2 separate regions of the Homo sapiens genome follow, and region 1 is linked to region 2. A link is a contact called in ENCODE Hi-C or POLR2A ChIA-PET data. All regions are on one chromosome and are shown on one strand. Each heading gives the region's core, a stretch centred on a gene start or an enhancer-like site at or near the end of the contact. The rest is flanking DNA. Distances are from core to core; before and after follow the strand shown. Region 1 overlaps TSPAN5 (tetraspanin 5). Region 2 has its middle 190 kb from the start of TSPAN5.

Region 1 (3,618 bases), core at 684-3,183, 120 kb before region 2:
AAGCACTCTGCAAACGTAAGATGTTATTAAATGTAAACTCAATGACATTATTTCAACATTCACATTAGAGAAACAACATTTGAAGTCTTCTAGGCCACACACAAGTTATTGTAGAGCTTAAATTTCTCTTTGGTGAAGTTCTTTTAGGACAGATAAATATGCCTCAGGGCCAGCTTATCTCTTTGAACATCGTAACTGGATATTCTTTGGCTTCCTTTTTCCATTATTTAATCTTACTAAATTTCTCTTTTATTTTGAAGCATTGGGAATAATGAGAAAACTGGAAGATTTCAACAATAATGAGTGGAAATAATATGAAGGACCTATGGGAAGAGAGAATAAATTATATTAAATATATTCAAAGCAAAAGATGAGAAAAGACATTCTTTAAAAAATAGTGATAATGTTAAAATATCTTTTTTAGAAGTAATAGACTTGGGAACAGAAAAGGGATGTTGTTAACTTTTTTTTTTTTTGAACCGAAGTTAACACCCAGCACTGTCCTTTCTTTACTTAGCGAAACATACGGTGGAAACAGATTTCTGTGATCTTCTGCGGTCTCTGTTACTGGCCACCCCATTCATGTGACATCGGCACACTTGGCTCATTTAAAAGGCTTCTCAGTGATGTCTTGAAAGCCTAATCCTTTTTCATTTTATCTCTTTCATCCTGCAGGCCATGATGAAGTTAATTCGTTTTAACTTTCCGAGACACAACCACTTTTACAAAACAGGAAAATGAAAGGACTCTGAAAAGTGTGACACAGAATATCTAGTTTGCAGAATAGACTGTGCAGGGCGGGAGGATGGCCGACGACGGGTTTCATTTAGGAACTCAAAGTGAAAGGACAGGGCAAGAAGTGTAGTGAACACCTTCAGGGAAATGCCGAAGAGACCAACTGTTATTTGAAAACTTGGATAGGTTTTGGGGCCCCAGATCCAAGCACCTTGTTTTGTTGTTGTTGTTGTTGTTGCTGTTTTTGAGACGGAGTCTTGTTCTGTCACCAGGCTGGAGTGCAGTGGCATGATCTTGGCTCACTGCTGCCTTCGCCTCCTCAGTTCAAGCGATTCCCCTGCCCCAGCCTCCTGAGAAGCTGGGACTACAGGCACGCACCACCATGCCCAGCTAATTTTTTTGTATTTTAGTAGAGACAGGGTTTCACCATATTGGTCAGGATGGTCTCAATCTCCTGACCTCGTGATCTGCCCGCCTCAGCCTCCTAAAGTGCTGGGATTACAGGCATGAGCCACTGCGCCCGGCCAGCACCTTGGTGTTTATGGAGATGGCGATGTGCCTTGCTTCACTGGGGTATGGATGGGCGGAGTTTCTGTTCCAGACTTGCTTGTCTTCCCCAACCCTGCCTACCTTCTTTAGAGGAGGAAATATATGTTCAGTCTTCATGGAGCTAAGAAAAAGCCAGACAGCCGAGGAAGAAGCTAATAATTAGGCTTCTTTGGAAGGTATGAGACAAATTGGCAGCATGGTCACCCGGGAAAACACAGTGGGGCTTTGTCTGCAACTAAGAACTCTAGAAATCATGGTGTCTGGATACCACGGGGTTTAAGCTGTGGAAGCCTCAGCCTGCGTGTGGAAGCTGGGCTTTCTAATTGGATCACTGGCACACACAGTGCTGTTGCTTCTTCTCTGCCCATGTCCCCCAGAGCATCTATCTGCTTTTGTTACTGCATTGTTATGAATGCCCTTCTTTGGCGCCCTCCACTTTTCCTGAAGGCAGGCTGGGAAGCAGCCCTTGGCATGTGTGATGGCTGCGCTGCATGCTGGCCATCGAAGGATGTCCATCCAAGGAAAAGCTGCTCTCCCTCAGCCCTCACCCTTGGCTTTTGCCCCACCCTGCCTCCCAACTGCCGGTGCATTCAATTCCCTGCCTTTGTCCAAGGGGCAGGACAGGGCACGACCACTTTGGCTCCCCTTTTCCCTTTGGAAGCCAAAGTCACTCCTCCAGCTTCAGAACTGTGAGTTTCTTGTGCATGCCGCTGGCTTGGTGGGAATATGAGAATGGGAACTCTAACTCTCACTGTGTGAAGAGTTGGCAAGGGTGCATGTGCACGCTATTGTGTGTTATCTGTAAGAGAACTGCAAAAACAAGTGTCTAGAATTAGATTCAGTGCTTCAGGACCCCCTCTCCTTTCTCCATTTAGATTCCTCAACAGAAGCTGCTTTTCGCTTGATTAACTGTAACAAACTCTCTTTGGAGTTTTGTATTTTGGAAACTGCATTGCCAAAGGAAAATCATTATGTCTGCTGTAAAAGCCCCAAATAAATTCCTCCTAGGGTAAATGGAGGAAAAAGAATAGAAGGGTTTAATCTATCATCTTGCCTATTAGTGAAATACTTAGTGACCTAGTTCATTTACATATTAAATGTGCTAGACCTATTTGTGCCTTCTTTTTTTTTAACTTGTTACCTTGGAAACCATGCCCTGGCTCAGAAATTACACAAGGCCAACAGCAAATCTGCAGTCTGGTTTCTTCACACAGACAAGTCAGTTAATGGGGAAAGGTTAGATTGTCCCAAAATGTCTTCAGTCGTTAGTAGAAAAAGGAGAGGAAGGAGAAAAAGTGAGAAACATGTATTATTTTGGTAACATTTTCAAAATACTACTTTTAAACTAATTGGAAGGGATTTTACCTAGACTTAAGAAGAAAATAATAGTGTGGACTCTTAAAACTTCAGTCTGCTTTTAAAGAACTTTCCTGGTACATTTGGCAGCACTGGCATGAAAAGGATCAGCTATCAATTGACATTGAATTCCAGACCTACATTTAAGGAATCTTGACTCTCTCATTGCTTTGTTGTAATAGCACTGGTTCTTCCAGATTGTTTGGTGGTGTCTTATGTTCTCAGGCCAACTTTTCAAGAGTCTGAGAAGCAGAATTTAAAAATACGATTTAGTTAGCAGCTAGAGAGCAAAATTTCAGCCCATCTTCCCACCTGAATATGTAGCCTGCAAGTTCTGGGAGAACAAGGAACTTTACTGATCTTCTACAGTGTCTCATTTCACAGTGGAGGAGATTGGCACCCAGAGAGGTGAAATAAATTGCCAAGGGCATCCATCTGGTTTGGGGCAGTCTAGACTAGAAAACAGGCTTCTTAACACATCTTGCAGCATCATGGATGGAACTGGAGGCTATTATCCTAAGTGAAATAACTCAGAAACAGAAAGTAAAATACTACATGTTCCCACTTACAAGTGGAAGCTAAACAATGGATACACATGGACATAGAGAGTGGAATAATAGGCTGGGCGCAGTGGCTCACGCCTTTAATCTCAGCACTTTGGGAGGCTGAGGCAGGTGGATCACTTGAGGTCAGGAGTTTGAGACCAGCCTTGCCAACATGCTGAAAACCTATCTCTACTGAAAATACAAAAAATGGCCAGGTGTGGCGGTGCATGCCTGTAATCCTAGCTACTTGGGAGGCTGAGGCAGGAGAATTGTTTGAACCCCGGAGGCAGAGGTCGCAGTAAGCCAAGATTGCGCCACTGCACTCCAGTCTGTGTGACAGAGCAAGACTGCCTCAAAAAAAAAAGAGAGAGAGTGGAATAATAGACATTGGAGACTACCAAAGGTGGGAGGCTGAACGTTGAAGTATTGCTTG
Region 2 (3,568 bases), core at 387-2,886:
AAACTCAAAAACTTGGAGGAAGTTTCTTCAATGTGTAGAAGGTAGACTTTAGGGGAAGCTTATTAAATTTCTCTTTATTTCTGTTGTTGGGCTGGTTACCACTAACATCATTGCTCCTATAATTTAAAAATATACAGTTTTTAAATGTGAACTCAGGAATTTAAAAATATTTTGCATCATGAAGTACTTAAAGAAGTGCATTTCCTTTGTTCTTCCTCTTCCTTCTCCCAGGGAGTAATAAACCTGGACTTTTCTTTCAGCCTTCTTCCTGCCACAGGTCCCAGTTGTCCTTTCCTCAAGGGGATCCTCAAAGTGTCTCTTGGAGGTTTCTTGTGCAAAGTGATCATTCATTTCCCCGTGTTTGTGTGGGCAGGAATGGAGTGATTTTGCAGTTTCGTCTGTTTCCGGCTGGCTTGGACAGGCGCCCTGGGAAGCCTGTGGGCTGAACAATGAGGAGCTGGAGCCCAGTGACCTGGCAGGCCACCCCAACTCCCTTTGTCATTTATTCCACGAAGCCCTCCTTCTCTAGGGAAATCCTGTTTAGACCTCCAATGAAGAACTGGGAAGCCCTCTATAAACGCTGGCCAGCAGGGTTTCATGGCCAGAGCTCTCTCCAGTGAGGCCATGGGGCTGCTTCTAGGTGCTGCCCAATTCCAGAGTGAGAAGCCTAGTCTTTGAGGAGGAAAATGCAGCATTTGCCTGAAAAATACATTAACATTGGCTTTATCATGATGACACAATAAAATCCATAGAAAATCTACACATGATAACAGACAAGGCAGTCAGATGGGGGTGGGGGGGTGGGTGGGGGCAGGGAGCACGGCGGAGAAGCCAAACTCTGAACTTGGAGCAAAGCCATCCTTACACTCACCCGAGCCTTTTTGTTTGGAGGGGTTTGCCACAAAGAGTTTATAAAATTACAGTTTTAGGCCAGACAAGGTGGCTGGCTCACACCTGTAATCCCAGCACTTTGGGAGGCCAAAACAGGATGATTGCTTGAGGACAGGAATTCAAGATTAGCCTGGGCAACATAGCAAGACCCCGTGTCTTAAAAAAATGAAAAAAAAAATTTTTTTTAATTAGCTGGACCTGGCGTCATGCACCTGTACTCCCAGCGACTCTGGAGGCTGGGGCAGGAGGACAGCTTGAGCCCAGGAGTGAAGTATGATCGCACCACTGCACTCCATCCTGGTTGGCAGAGGAAGACCCTGTCTCTAACTTAATAAAATTACAGTTTTTAGGACTTCTTGAGGGATTAAGTACAGCTTGCTTTGGCGTTTTCATGCTGAGTGGTTCTCTTGTAAACTTGCCGCTGGTGAGAGGAGGCTGATTTAGTCCCTTCCTGTTATCCATTAGCCGGGGCTAAACCTCTGGGGACCCGCACTGGCCATTGTGATTTATTTTTCCACTTCTAGGAATTCCCAAGTAAAGTAAATCTAAGGGAAGAGCAGGCGAGTTCACGGGCTTTCACTGTAAATATGCCCCGAAAGGAAAGCAGTAGCAGGCTTCCCACGCTCTTGCCCCATACCGAACGCACGCTTGCATTCTCCGTGGGGGAAAGCTACTTTTCAGATACGGAGCGGACCTTCAGGTGCTGTGTCAGCTCTTGCATTTGCAGAGCAACTCGTTTGAACGGGAACGTTTTAATGGCCTGCCCTCTAGTGTCGACTGCGTAAAACCACTCCGGACTGGAGTTGGAATAGTTCAGGGATAAAAACACTGTATGTTCAGAGGCGCTTGTGCTTTGGAGAAACTTGAAGGTACACAGCTTATGTTGCCTGCTTAGGGCGGGTAGGTGTTTTATTTCCTTTACACGCTCCTGAAAATGGCAAGGCTTGTTTTGGAAAGATGAGAGAACAGGACGTTTTGCTCCCATCACCATCTATCCTGCTTGGGATCTTGCTGCTGGGAGTTTATCGCGGCAGGATGGAGCTGGGCCTTGTCCTCCCACCAGTTTTCAAATGTGGTTTCTAGACGACGATGGTGACTGCCTAAAGCTGCTCATCTTCCAGGCAGAGGCACTGTCCTAAAGGTGTCCTCAATGGGGCTGGGAGGACAATGCTCTGCACCCTCCCTCCCAGGGAACACCACCCTCCATTGGAACTTCAGAGGTTTTTGTGACAAAAGGCCCCAGGACCCTGGTTTGCACTTCAATTCCTCTTCAAAATGAGCAACTCTCCAGAAACAAGGAATAGAACATCTTTATATTTCTTCTAAAACCACCAGTGTGTTACTTCTACACACTGTACTTAGAAATACACACATATATGCATACATACCACCAGTGTGAATCACCTGGATTTTGCTTTGGTCTTGTCAGAAGCGTTTGAACCAGAACAACTCCATTGTGAATAGGACCTGGGTAAAATGAGGCTGAAACCTACTGGGCTATGTTCCCAGATGGCTAGGCATTCTAAGTCACAGGATAAGATAGAAGGTTGGCACAAGACACAGGTCATAGACACCTTGCTGATAAAACAGGTTGCAGTAAAGAAGCCCACAAAAACCAAGATGGCGATGAGAGTGACCTCTGGTCGTCCTCACTGTTACACTCCCACCAACGCCATGACAGTTTACAAATGCCATGGCAATGTCAGGAAGTTACCCTACATGGTCTAGAAAGGCGAGACATGACTAATCCACCCCTCGTTTAGCACATCATCAAAAAATGACCATAAAAATGGGCAATTGGCAACCCTGAGAACTCCTCTGTCTATGGAGTAGCCATTCTTTTATTCCTTTTTTTTGTTAATAAATTTGCTTTCACTTTATAGACTCACCCTGAGGATGGCTTGAGCCCAGGAGTTTGAGACCAGCCTGGGCAACATAGTGAGACCGTCTCCCTACAAAAAATTTTTCTAATTGGTGGACATGGTGACACAAGCCTATAATTCCAGCTATGTTGGAGGCTGAGGTGGGAGGATTGCTTGAGCCTAGGAGATGGAGGCTGCAGTGAGCCATGATTGCACTGCTGCATTCCAGCCTGAGCAACAGAGCAAGATCCTGACTCAAACAAAAAAAATACGTAAAAAAGAAAACAATCAGCTGGGTGTGGTGGCTCACACCTGTAATCCCAGCACTTTGGGAGGCCTAGGCAGGCAGATCATGAGGTCAGGAGATCAAGACCATCCTGGTAACACAGTGAAACCCCGTCTCTACTAAAAATACAAAAAATTAGCCGGGTGTGGTGGCGGGCACCTGTAGTCCCAGCTACTCTGGAGGCTGAGGCAGGAGAATGGTGTGAACCCAGGAGGGAGAGCTTGCAGTGAGCCAAGATCACGCCACTGCACTCTAGCCTGGGAGACAGACTGAGACTCCAACTCAAAAAAACAAAAAAAGAAAACAATCAACATTTTGTGGGACATTTTAAACATAGAGAATGATTTATTATGATTAAGTCATAGTCTGCATTCTGTATTTATTTGAAGTAAATTATCTTAAATTCAAGTTGTTAGAGTGACTCAAGTTTTATAAAGAAAATAGCCATATTTCCACACTTGTGCTGTCTTTAGTCTTGTTACTTTGCAACTGAATCAGGCCCACTAGTTCTCTGGCTACCTGTTGCAGG

What was found. A loop is a pair of places that touch in the nucleus more often than their neighbours do. ChIA-PET counts read pairs that join two places held with the same protein, here RNA polymerase II (POLR2A). Pooled maps may share reads with other maps.
Region 1: a map of mammary epithelial cell shows a loop between it and region 2 (2.9-fold over the local background). The contact joins two enhancer-like sites. A Hi-C loop is called at or near these places in 2 of 168 maps with a recorded cell type or tissue (PC-9 and mammary epithelial cell) and 6 of 50 pooled maps. POLR2A ChIA-PET finds 5 or more read pairs at or near these places in 1 of 52 experiments (H1).

What each region holds. Positions count from the first base shown.
Region 1 is chr4:98,585,251-98,588,868 of GRCh38, reverse strand. All of the region lies in intron 1 of TSPAN5 (tetraspanin 5), which reads left to right. Among named protein-coding and RNA genes, the nearest start is that of TSPAN5, 72 kb to the left of the region's middle. Within about 2 kb of position 1,933, at least 3 of the 41 ENCODE cell types and tissues checked have a DNase peak (open chromatin) inside an H3K27ac peak, as active enhancers do.
Region 2 is chr4:98,465,804-98,469,371 of GRCh38, reverse strand. No RefSeq gene overlaps it. Among named protein-coding and RNA genes, the nearest start is that of TSPAN5, 190 kb to the left of the region's middle. Within about 2 kb of position 1,636, at least 11 of the 41 ENCODE cell types and tissues checked have a DNase peak (open chromatin) inside an H3K27ac peak, as active enhancers do.